2 separate regions of the Homo sapiens genome follow, and region 1 is linked to region 2. A link is a contact called in ENCODE Hi-C data. All regions are on one chromosome and are shown on one strand. The core of a region is the stretch at or near the end of the contact, and the rest is flanking DNA. Distances in the headings are between cores, read along the strand shown. Region 1 holds the start of ALDH7A1 (aldehyde dehydrogenase 7 family member A1). Region 2 holds the start of PPIC (peptidylprolyl isomerase C).

The links. Hi-C counts contacts between places; a loop is a spot of excess contacts on that map. Pooled maps may share reads with other maps.
Region 1: a pooled map shows a loop between it and region 2 (2.0-fold over the local background). The contact joins the promoter of ALDH7A1 here to the promoter of PPIC in region 2. A Hi-C loop is called at or near these places in 5 of 50 pooled maps.

Annotation. Positions count from the first base shown.
Region 1 is chr5:126,592,362-126,598,786 of GRCh38, reverse strand. ALDH7A1 (aldehyde dehydrogenase 7 family member A1) reads left to right here and starts at 3,568. Exons shown (of 18, transcript NM_001182.5): 1 at 3,568-3,780; 2 at 5,383-5,436; 3 at 6,058-6,123. The coding sequence starts at 3,589. RefSeq lists a silencer at 1,101-1,264.
Region 2 is chr5:123,035,271-123,042,001 of GRCh38, reverse strand. It overlaps PPIC (peptidylprolyl isomerase C), which reads left to right and starts at 5,277. Exons shown (of 5, transcript NM_000943.5): 1 at 5,277-5,493. The coding sequence starts at 5,377. It overlaps PPIC-AS1 (PPIC antisense RNA 1), which reads right to left and starts at 6,080. Exons shown (of 2, transcript XR_001742868.2): 1 at 5,714-6,080. RefSeq lists silencers at 5,051-5,100, 6,409-6,581.

The sequences.
Region 1 (6,425 bases), core at 2,319-4,818, 3.6 Mb before region 2:
AGTAGAGACGGGGTTTGACCATGTTGGCCAGGCTGGTCTTGAACTCCTGACCACCCTGACTCCTGATCTACCCTCCTTGGCCTCCCAAAGTGCTGGAACTACAGGCGTGAGCCACAGCACCTGGCTCCTCTGCCACTTTTAATACAGAACTGTTTTAAGGTGTCCTGAGTTTAGCCACTGCATTTTCATTTCTACAGGGCTTTGCAGTTTTCAAAGTGCTTTCATATATGATTCATTTAATTCTGTCTCTTCCTGCTCAACCTCATTACAATTCATCATTTCTGATTTTTCCTGAACTCCTGTTAAGCAGGGCTAACAGGAGTTTTGAAAAAAGGATGTAGAAGAAGGATGCAATCCCTGTTTTCAATGTGAGCAGTTGCTGGTGCCTATATTCCCAGAATTGGCTTATTTATTTTTTGAGACAGGGTCTTGCTCTGTCCCCCAGGCTGGAGTGCAATGGTATGATCTTGGCGCTCTGCAACCTCCATCTCCTGGGTTTAAGCGATTCTCCAGGCTCAGCCTCCCAAGTAGCTGGGACTATAGACGTGTACCACCACATCCAGCTAATTTTTGTATTTTTAGTAGAGATGGGGTTTCACCACGTTGGCCAGGCTGGTCTCGAACTTCTGATCACTCAAGTGATCCTTCCATCTTGGCCTCCCAAAGTTCTGGGATTACAGCTATGAGCCACTGTGCCCAGCCAGCCAGAATTGGTTCAGAAGGATGGGCACACTTCTCTTCTTGACTTGAAGAGAGGGCAGCCAACACTCCTTGATGACACTATGTGTTGCTCCTAATCCTTTGTGCCTCTATGTATTTTAATTTCGTTGAAGTGAATGGAAGAGAAGAGAAGGAAGAATGTGGTTTTGGGATATGTGGACAAATAATCTTGTTGGCTGATAGAAAGTGATGAGAATCAGTTAAAATGTCTGAGAATTAGCCGGGCGCGGTGGCTCATGCCTGTAATCCCAGCACTTTGGGAGGCCAAGGCGGGCGGATCACGAGGTCAGGAGATCGAGACCATCCTGGCCAACGTGGTGAAACCCTGTCTCTACTAAAAATTGAAAAATTAGCCAGGTGTGGTGGTGAGTGCCTGTAGTCCCAGCTACTCAGGAGGCTGAGGCAGGAGAATCACTTGAACCCGGGAGGCGGAGGTTGTGGTGAGCCAAGATTGCACCACTGCACTCCAGCCTGGGGACAGAGTGAGACTCCGTCTCTAAATAAATAAATAAATAAATAAATAAAGTCTGAGAATTAAAATTAGAAAAATTAGCACCATGGTCCTCCGTGTAGATGGAAGACAGCAGCAGGGTTGTTGATAGAGATTACCAATGTCAGATAGGGCATTGCAACTCCTTCGACGGTGTTATTCATTGGTTCATTTGTTCATATACTCATGTAAGTGAGCGTAAACTTGGAACAATGCTAGGAACTGTGGAGCAATGCAAAGATGAGTCAGAGATGGTCCTTGCCCTAACAGGAAAAAACTGTAGCATTTACAAAAGGAAGCATCATTCATGTATGCCTAGTACTAACTGCAGTTTCTGGTAGCTGCTTGATACATGCAGAGTGTTTGTTCAAATCATTTGTACTATAAGGGTGGAAGAGATAAAGCTTATGTTTGAATGCAGAGATGAAAGGGGCCAGGAGTGGTGGCTCAAGCCTGTAATCCCAGCTCTTTGGGAGGCGCAAGGCAGATCCCTTGAGCCGAGGAGGTGCGGACCAGCCTGGGCAACATGGGGGAACCCTGTCTCTACAAAAAATCCTCAAAAATTAGCTGGGTGTGATGGCATGCCTGTAGTCCCAGCTACTTGGGAGGTTGAGGTAGGAGGATCACTAGAGCCTCGGAGGTCGAGGCTTCAGTAAGCCATGATCCTGCCACTGCACTCTAGCGTGGGCAAGCATATTTTAAACTCATGTTCAAATAATGATGATTGAGATATTAGTATTTCCGTTTTACAGGGTAGGCCCAGTTGTTGTGAAATGAGATGGGGCATGCATGAATGGAAAGGATATTGTAGGAAGACAGAAATGGAGAATGAAAGAAATTGATCAAAACTGTCTTTATTCTTTAAGAGTAAGAGCTGGGCGTGGTGGCTCACACCTGTAATCCCAGCACTTTGGGAGGCTGAGGTGGGCGGATCACGAGGTCAGGAATTCGAGACCAGTCTGGCCAACATAGTGAAACCCCTTCTCTACTCAAAATACAAAAAATTGGCCAAGCGTGGTGGTGGGCGCCTGTAATCCCAGCTACGCAGGAGGCTGAGGCAAGGAGAATCGCGTGAACCCGGGAGGCGGAGGTTGCAGTGAGCCGAGATTGCGCCACTGGACTCCAGCCCTGGCAACAGTGCGAGACTACGTCTCAAAAAAAAAAAAAAAATGTAAGAATAGGCCGGACACAGTGGCTCACGCCTGTAATCCCAGCACTTTGGGAGGCAGAGGCGGGCAGATCACGAGGTCAGGAGTTCGAGAGCAGCCTGGCCAACAGGGAGAAACCCCGTCTCTACTAAAAATACAAAAATTAGCTGGTGTGGTGGTGTGCACCTGTAATCCCAGCTACTGGGGAGGCTGAGGCAGGAGAATCACTTGAACCTGGGAGGTTGAAGTTGCAGTGAGTGGAGATCGTGCCATTGCACTCCAGCCTGGGCGATAGGGCGAGACTCCATCTTAAAAAAAAAAAAGTAAGAGGCCGGGCGCAGTGGCTCATGTCTCTAATCCCAGCACTTTCGGAGGCTGAGGCGGGCAGATCATCTCAGGTCAGGAGTTCCAGACCAGCCTGACTAACATGGTGAAACCCCGTTTGTCCTAAAAATACAAAAAATTAGCCGGGTGTGGTGGTGCACACCTGTAATCCCAGCTACTCAGGAGGCTGAGGCAAGAGAATCCGCTTGAACCCGGTAGGCGGAGGTTGCAGTGAGCCGAGATCGCGCCGTTGCACTCTAGCTTGGGCAAGAAGAGCGAAACTCCGTTTCCAAAAAAAAAAAAAAAAAAAAAAAGTAAGAATATACCCAGGCAGGATATTTATAGAGGAAATGCAGCAATCTAATATTTATCATTAATTAGAAAACTTTAATTTGTAATCTACCAAAACAGTGAAAACAACCAACCCTTCCCCCGCCCCCCAATACAAACCCTCCGTTGCCTACTCCAGGGACAAGAGGCGTCACCATCGCTGAGGAGCTGGTTAGGAATGTCGGCTCTCCGACCCTAGCCCAGACTTACTGAATCAGAATGTGCATTTACCACGACGACCAGGTCATTACACGCATTTTACAGTTTCAGAACCCCTGCTATAGCCTACTGTACTTCAGCGCCAATATTTTGCTGAAAAGAATTCCCAGCTGGAACTGTGGCTCCCGGAGTCTTTCACCAGATGGCAGCAGCCCACTCCTCCCTGTAGCACTCCCATTGTTCCAGGCAGGATTCAGCCGCAGGCTCCTCCGGAAGACCAGGGGCAGACGGGGCGGTGGCGGGGTCGTGCCCAGTGGGAGGGGTCGGGTCTGCCCAATGGGTTCTCCCGGGCGGGGGGCGGGGCTCTATTTCAGCAGCTCTCAGGGCCTTGGGCTCATCCCGAGTCCCGGGCTCAGTATGTGGCGCCTTCCTCGCGCGCTGTGTGTGCACGCTGCAAAGACCAGCAAGCTCTCTGGACCTTGGAGCAGGCCTGCCGCCTTCATGTCCACTCTCCTCATCAATCAGCCCCAGTATGCGTGGCTGAAAGAGCTGGGGCTCCGCGAGGAAAACGAGGGCGTGTATAATGGAAGCTGGGGAGGCCGGGGAGAGGTACGCGGGCGCTCAAGAAATCTCTGCAGCCGCCGGGGCTCGCTCGAGGAGGCCGGGCGGGCACTGACCTACCGACTCCCCGCTGGCGCTGGATGCGGTAGTAGCATGGGAGATTTTGAAGCTCCACAGTAAAAGTTTTCTCGTGTAGGGTGCCTTTAAAACAAAAACTTAGATTTTAGGTCCTTGTGTGCTATGCAGAATCGACGTCATTTTGGAGCTGTAGGGGCTAAACTTCCCGCGCATATTTAAAACATTATGGTCTACCGGGCGCGGTGGCTCACCCCTGTAATCCCAGCACTTTGGGAGGCCTAGGCGGGCGGATCACCTGAGGTAGCGAGTTCAAGACCAGCCTGACCGACATGGAGAAACCTTGTCTCTACTAAAAAAAATACAAAATAGCCGGGCGTGGTGGCGCATGCCTGTAATCCCAGCTACTAGGGAGGCTGAGGCAGGAGAATCGCTTGAACCCGGGAGGTGGAGGTCGTAGTGAGCCGAGATCGTGCCATTGCACTCCAGCCTGAGCAACAAGAGCGAAATTCCGTCTCAAAAAAAAAAAAAAAAAAAAAAATTAAAACCTTATGGTCTTGGGATCTATGGTCTTGTGAGAAATGTGGCACACTGAGCGGTGCAACTGATCTTAATTTAGAGCTTAACTCTGGCTCTTCAGCTGTGACGTGCACCGCAGGTAACGTTCTTCAGTGTAGTTTTAAGTTATCTTCCTTCCTGAATTCTTTGGGAGTTTGCAAGCTTGGACGTGCCGAAATCTTGCCATGTTGTACGTTGGGCTGTGAACTCCTTTGAGGACTGGATTTTCAGCATTTCTCCATTGCCCAGGGCTTAACACCGCGCCTGATACCCATTACTGCTCAAAACAATGTTTTATAGAATACAATGGAAAGGTAAGGTTATTATCGCCCAGATTTTTTTTTAAAAGAAAGTTTTTTATAGGAGGATGTTATGTAACAGTTAACAAACTTTGTTGGACGTTGTATATTATATAATGAACCTGCCTTGGTAGAGGGAACACGTCTTTTGGTAATCAGTGGCTGTAGGAGATACAGATAATTTTAATTGCTCCTCAGACCTCGGTGTTTCATCCTGATTTCCGTGTGGTATCTGATCATTAGGCTCTTGGAGGCCTTTTTAGCTGTGCCTTGATTTTCCCTTTCATTGTTGACCTGAGACCTCTCCAGTTGGTGTGGACACGGGACTTTCCAACAGTTTTCCTGCCTTGGCCATTTCATCTCTGAGCAGAGGGTGGGCAGAGTAAGGAAGAGAAGAAATAACTAAAACTAGTCAGTTTGGTCTGTTATTAATGGAAAAAGAGACAAAATAACTGCTTATGTTAAGGCTTTTGTTTATATGCCTAATATTGAGATGTCAGAGGCGAGTTTTGCAGAAAGGTAGTTTCTAATGTTTAAGTCAGAAATGAAAGACAACCTCTGTAGAGTGGTTTATATGTAACAGAAGTTAACCTAAGCTTTTTGAGTTTGGGTATTATATCATTTTTTCCTCTCTTGTTTTTCTTCCCCGTTTGGTCTATTCCCTTACTTCAAAAGGGATTACGTTTTCTATACATGATCATCATCCTTTTGTTTTAAGGTTATTACGACCTATTGCCCTGCTAACAACGAGCCAATAGCAAGAGTCCGACAGGTAAGAGTGTGTGTGTGTGTGTGTGTGTGTGTGTGTGTGTGTTTAATTCAAATTATACACAAGGAGTTTGTGCAGGCTTTCTTTAGAGGCAGAAGCCAGTTAGGCAGGTCAAGAATAATATAAAATCACAAATGAAGAGAATAATGTGTTTATTTTTCATTTGTCATTTAGGACTGTCTGGGGGAGACTGTCCTCTCTTGGGTGGGGGCGTGAAAAGGAAAGAACCATAGAAAAGGTGAAGCGTAGAAAGATTAGGCAGGGGGCCATTTAAGGCAGTGCTTCTGAAGTACCTGAGGATTTTGTTAGAATGAAGCTTCTGATTTCCGAAGTCTGGGTTGGAGCTCAAGGTTCTGCATTTCTAATATGCCTTACATGTTCCCAGATGAAGCTGACAGATTTTGCTTTGAAAAGCAAGGTTTTAAAGCATAGTTGGATACCAACCTGTTTTACCGGGTTCTAGCTAGTTTTTGGAAGTATAGACTGTGGGAATCATTCTCAGCCATAAATGTTAGGGAACCCTAGAGATTTCCCAACTCTTTTCTGAAAATATTTTTGTGTTCTAGAAGATCATCATCATTTCTCTTTATTTCCCCCTTTCTGTCCCCCTAATTCTTAATTTAGGCCAGTGTGGCAGACTATGAAGAAACTGTAAAGAAAGCAAGAGAAGCATGGAAAATCTGGGCAGATGTAAGTATGGCCTTTGTTTCTAGAATTCAGAAAAGATCACTTTGCCTATTGTAACCAATGAGATACATAAACATCTGATAAGCAGGTCAGTGCCGCCTTGTTAAAATGTGAGCTCCTTGGGGGCTGTGATACTGTACTAGGGCTCCTGCTGTTTTGGAAACACCTCTGCCATATTTCTAGGGTAGTGCCTTTTTTGTACTTGCCATTCATTGAATGGATAAATTTAAATGAATTAAAACTTTGTGCTGGTATAGTATAAACTTGAGCTGTGAACACTATTCTTCACTGAAATTACTTGAATT
Region 2 (6,731 bases), core at 4,028-6,527:
TTGTTGCCAGCAGACTAGCAGTTAAGGAAATACCAAATGTACTTCTTCAGGCAGAAAGAAAATGGCCACATAAAGTCTGAAATGCAAGAAGTAATGAAGAGCAATGAAAATGTAAATATGTGGATATATCTAAGTGTATATAACTTTATTAAACAATAATAATTGTGTCATGGGGTAAAATAAAATACATGACAACAAAGGCATACAATTCTTAAGAAGGGAAAAGGAGGTAAGTGTCCTGAGCTTTTTGCATTACCCAGAGAGTAAAGGTGACAAGTAATGGTAGGCTTTAAGGAATCAAGAATATATACTGTAATCTCTAGTATAACTACTGAAAGAATAATAAAAGAACATATAATGGACCAATCCAGTAGACGGAGAATTAATATCAGACTTTAAGGCAAAACACATTATTAGAAATAAAGAATGATACTACATAATGATAAGATAATTTAATTAATCAAAAGATAATTTTAGATGTGTTTGCATTCAATAGGGTCTCAAAAATATATAAAGAAACATATAAAGAAAAAATTTACAGACCTACAAGGAGAAATAAACAAACTAGAGTCAATGATGAAATTGATTTTTAACACACTTCTCTCAGTAACTCTTATAACAAGCAGATAAAAGTAAGGATAGAGATATGAATTGATCTAATGAACACATATGTAGAATACTATATCTAACGAGGGCAGAATCAAATAAATTGTTCAGATCCTATGTGATAATGCAAGTCTCTACATATTTTAAAAGAATGAAATAATACAGAATATGTTCTCTGACCACAATACAACTAAGTTAGAAATCACTAACAAAAGGATTTTTTAAAAATCATGTTTGGAAATAAAGTACTATACCTTTATATAACACATGGGTCAAAAAAGAAATAAAAATATAAGTTAGAAATTATTTTCAAAGAATAATGAAAATATGACATATCAAAACGTTCAAGAAGTGCAAGGGGAACTTTATCATTTTAACTGTATACAGAGTACTATATAAAAAAAGGAAGGGCTTTAAAAATTGATGAGTTAAGAGTCTATCCAAGAAGACAGAAAAATAACAGTAAATTAAACTCAAAGAAAGCAGAGAGAAGGAAATAATAAAGTTAGAACATAAATTAATAAGATAAAATATATTGGATTCATCAGCTTCCTTGGTGAAACTGTTCAAGGAAAACAAGAAAAGAAACAACCAATGTCAGGAATGAAAAAGAAGACATTACTACAGGTCCCGCAGACCTACAAAATCATTAAAAAATGTTTTAAACAACTTTATAAAACAATATTTTAAAATATAAATAAAATGGATATATTCCTTGAAAAATACTTCAAGTAAAGGAACAGAATAGAGAATTTGAATAATCTCCAACTATTTTAAAAGTTAAATATATAATTTAGAATGTTACAATAAAGAAAACTCCAGGCTCAGATGGCTTCTAAGAAACATTCAAGGAAGAAATGGTAATCTTACACAAACCCTTTAAGAGTAGGGGAAAAACAGCTACCATTTGCCAACTCATATTAAGAGGCCAGAACAACTCTAATACAAAAGCTGAGAGGAAACTCCAATAAAGGAAAATTTCAGGCTAGTCTCATTCAAGAATTTAGATGCAAATATCCTGAAAATAAGATTAGCAGATTTACCCACTAACACTGAAATGACATGTGGGTGACGAACTCAGTCTCAGCTGGACAGCCAGAGCCACATTTTACCCACTCTTTTCTTCCTGAACTTCAGAAGATAGTCTATATTCAGTTTTTGGCAACTTTGTTAATAAACTGATATTGCCAAACCACATCTAGTAATATATAAAAAGGATAATCCATGTTGGACACATTCCAGAATGTAAGCTTGGGTTAAGATTTGAAAATCAATGCAATTCATCACATTAACAGAGTAAGAGAATCACATAATTATTTCAATTGATTTCAATAGATGATGTTAATAAAATTTAAATCAAATATATGCTAAAAACTCTTAGCAAACAAGGACTAGAAAGGAATTTTCTGAATCTGAAAAAAGATATCCCCCAAAAGGACCTTCAGCAAATATCATGCCTAATGGTGAAACACTGAAGCTTTCCCTCTGACACTGGGACCAAGACAAGGTGTATGAGCCCCCTAGGGCTGCTGTAACAAAGTGCCACAAACTGGGTGACTTCAAACAAGAGAAATGCATTGTCTCACAGTTCTGGAAACTAGCAGCTGAGATCAAGGTGTTGGCAAGGCCATGCTGTCTTTGAAGGCTCTAGGGGCAAATCCTTCCTTGCCTCTTCCTAGCTTCTGGGGGTTGCCAGCAATCTTTGGCATCCCTTGTCTTGTAGATACAGCACTCCAATCTCTGCCTCCATCCTCATATGGTGTTCTCTGTGCGTGTGTCTGTGTCTGTTCCCTTTTTATGAGGACACAAGTCATATTAGAGTAGGGCAAACCCTACTCCAGTATGATTTCATCTTAACTTGATTACGTCTGCAAAGGCAGTCCAAATAAGGTCACATTCACAGATACCAAGGTTTAGGACTTCAATATATCTTTTTGGAGGATAATTCAGTCTACAATACAAGGACTCCCACTGTTGCCACTTCCTTTTGTACTGCAGATCCCAGCCAGTGTAAAAAGGCCAAAAAAGAAATACAAAATGTAAAGATTAGAAAAGAAGAAATAAAACTGTCATTATTCATGGATGACATAATTGTCTATGGAGAAAATCCTAAACAATTCACAGATAAATTATTAGAATATGTTTAACAAGGTTGGTATATACAAAGTTAATATATAAATTAATTTTACTACAATACATGACAATAGCATAAAAAAACACTTAGAAATCAAACTAATAAAATACGTGTAAGACCTCTGGGCAGAAAGCTATAAAATCTTATTGAGAGAAACCAAAGAAGACTTAAATATGCTATGTTCATGAATTAGAAGACTCAATATTGTAAATTTGCCAAGTCTTAAATGGTCTACAGATGCAGTGCAATCCCCATCAAAATCTCAGTGTGTGGAAACTGACAGGCTGATTCTCAAGTTATATGGACATGGAAAAGCTCAAGAACAGCCAAGAATTTGTTGAACAAAGCTAAGAGGGTATGTATTACTGAATATGAAGAGTTATTATAAAGCTATTTTAATGAAGACAATGTAGTATTGGCACAAAGACAGACAAATAGGCCAATGGGACAGATAGGGTGCCCACAAACACACCTATGCATACATGGGCACTTGCTCTGTGACAGAAGAACAGTATGGAGCGGTGAGTTAAAGGGGAGAATTTTCAATAAACTGTACTGAAATAAATGAATATTCTTATGAAAAAAATGAATTTGCTTCCTACTTTGTATTAGCCACCAAAATAGTTATATGCAAAAATATAGATGAATTTCACAAAAATTTAAGCAAAAAGAAATACATACGGTAATACCCTATTCAAATAAAATTAAAACAAAATTAAACTATAGTACAAGAAAAGTCAGGATTGCAGTTAATTTGGGCAGAAAAAAGTGTTTGTAACTGGCAGAGGGTATAAGAGGAGTTTCTAGGGAGCTGGGAAAGATTTCATTTCTTTGCCTAGAGGGTGAGATGGTGGTAGCATAAAAAGTAGTTGGACACATTCATTCATTCAACAAATAGTTATTGAGAAATCACTATATATCAGGCATTGCACTAGATCTGGGTCATCAAAGGGGAATAAATATAGGCCTGATCCCTGCCCTGGCCCTGCTTACTTCTGATAGCAGACAGACAAAAACAATTAATGAACACAGATAAATATATACAATCACCTCACAGTCACCTCGTAGGGTAAGTGCTCTGAGAGATACCCTTGTCTTGCTACACAAGGGGGACTCTTTCCTTATTGGGGGTGGGGATGAAGAGGAAAGCCATTAGGTCTTTCACTGGACTGAATCATAAAAATAGCTCAGAATTGCATTTCTCCTTTTTCTCACCCCAAAGAAGTAGTGGTTACTCCTTTTATCTCTAATGGTTCCAATGTCATTTTAGATCTACACTTAGGTACACCTAGGAATCCCATCTGACATTTAGAAATTCCATCTCTTAATCCGAGGAAAATCTTGGCTTGAAAGTAATGGCACCAGCCCCTTAAAATGGCACCTATGTGCGAATACCACTAATTTTTAGTTAATTTTAGGGCTGTTACTCTAAAACAAAAAAGTTCTTTTGAAATTCTAATTCAAAAAGCAATGAGTTTTAAAATAACCCTTTCCATGTTATAAAATACTTATATGCTCATTGTAGAACATCTGGGAAATCAGAAAACTGTAAAAAAAATTTTTTTAAACCCTCAAAAATCCATAAGTCTATCAATAGCTATCAATTCTATCTATAGCTACTGTAAACGTTGTGGTACATCTCTTTCAATATTTAAGTGCCTTGATATATTTATTTTCACGGTTGAGATCAGAATTTGTGGTTTTGCAACCCGAATTTTCCATTTAAAAATATAATAAGAACTTACTTCCCCAGTCATTAATCTTCCTAAACATAATTCTTAAGTTTGTAAAAAATCCATCCTACAGATACACCTAAAAGTCAGTTTATTTACTTTGTTTCCCCAGGAAAGAATCCTACATGACCATGGTTCTGGGCCTGTGTAAGTGCTGCCTTGTGAACAGTGTAGATAAGATCACAGAATCATCCTCCAAATAAAGTACTTAAAGCCAATGTAAAAGTTTTTCGAAGGCAAAGGGGCACTGTGAATCCAGCATTTTCCAGTGTTCCCTAGACGTGAATCATCTCAAAGAGAGGCCATTATTCGAGTGCAACAGGGCTCCACGCCTCCAGCGATGTCAAAGTTCTGCTAAGCGTCCAAAACCTAGCAAAAGGTTCCAATGGGCCATTGGAACTCGGCGGCCGCGGCGGAGGCTGCTCCCAAGGCGGCAGCAATCACACCGGGACCGGCTGCAGAGTTCCCAGTCCCGCGGAGCGCTAGCTGCCGGGCGGACGCGGAAGCCCGAGAGTCCTGGTCTTCCCGTCCAAGTTTAATCCGCGCCTACGCGGTAAATTCCTGGAGGTGCTCCCAGCCTAGCCCGCTGCGCCCGGCTCCGCGCCTGGGCAACCCGGGCTCCCTCCCGTCCCTGGCGCCCTCCGCACCCGCCTAAGGCGCGGCGGTCGAGCCCTGGCTGCGCCCTGTGGGCGCGCTCCTCCGAATCCCAAGTTCGGGTCGCGAGTCTGAACTTGGGAGGAACGCGCCCCGGGTCCCCGCCCTTCCCGGACTGCCCGATCCCCATCCCCCGCAACCGGGAGCGCGCAGGCGCAGCCGGCCGGCAGTCCCGTCAGCTGTCCCAGAGCCTGTGTCGCGCCCGTGCCGGTAGCGCCCGTGCCGGTAGCGCCGCTGCCACCGCTCACCATGGGCCCGGGTCCTCGGCTGCTGCTACCTCTCGTGCTTTGCGTGGGGCTCGGCGCACTTGTGTTTTCTTCGGGGGCCGAGGGCTTCCGCAAGCGAGGCCCCTCGGTGACGGCCAAGGTGACCGAGAGCGGCGGGCTGCAACTTCCCCTGTTGCGGGCGGGGCCCTGGGGGCGCTTTGGATACTGGGACCTCGGTGTCAGGGCGGGCGAGGTGGAGGCTTCCCGGGCGCAGGGGGACTGGAGGCGGCCGCGGGACTGGGTGGGAGGGGGCTGCTCGCGTGCTGGGAGGCCGGCGCTCCGGGGGAGACCCTGGGGGAGCTGGGCTGAGGCCAGCCTACCTCCGCCGCAGTCTGCTTGGACTTCTTGTCCCGGGTCGGTAGTCCGAGGTGACCAGCCTGGGGGTAGGAGAGGCTTCCGGAACCGGCGGGCCCGTTCTCCAGGAAAGAGACTGCCCAAGTACTTCCTTCAGCGTGGCCTGGGCTCGGGAGCAGAACGAGAGGAATGCGGGGAGGGGGGCGGGACCCGCACAGGAGAGGCGCTCGGAGCCCAGGGCTTGCAGCCGCCCGCCCGCTGCGTGGTCTCCACGCTGGCCGCGGTGGCTTCAGGCAGGCATTAAAGCGCCTGGTTCAGATGAGAGACTACCCTCCGCCTCTTTTGGGGAACCGTCGTCCTTCCCGGGAAGGGGAGGTGCGCCTTCAACTTCGGCGGGCGGGCGGCCCCTGCTGTGGGCTACGCGAGGCCGGGCGAAGGCGGCACCTGTAGACCTGGGGCAGCCTCCACTGCGGGGAAAGGGGGCGGGGGGCTGCCAGAAAGTGCGTCTTTAAGGCTTCCTCGTACTTAACTCCGCTTCAGTTCTTTTTTCAGCGTATTTAACCAAGGGTAGACGATAATGGGAGAATGCAGGGAGAGGGAGGGGATAATTTGGTGCCCATGATCACCACTTCTAGAAAACCCACTGGCAATAGTGTCTTCGAAGCTGAAGCTGGAGGGGGCGGGCTGCAGCTGAAAGTGGTCTTCATCAGTCTGGGGTTTGTCAATGGAAACGATACTAATCAACGAGTAGAATGCTTACATCCTCGACCGCAGACGCCACCTGAGGACGGGGAGGACTAGGGGGTGGGGAGGAGGAGGTCCAGCTCAGCATCTGATGTCGCAGAAAGGCCGTGCCACGTTGTGGGCGGGGCTGATAAACAGCCTGATGGTTTCGAGAAGCTCTGATCTTACTCCCAGCCTCTTGATCTTGTAGGCATGTCTAACTTTGGGAAATGGTTTGTGCAAGGCCACAGAGCTGAACGGGGTCTCTTGGGATAAAGCCATAAACATAAAATTCGCACAATTATGAAATGTTGGAGGAAA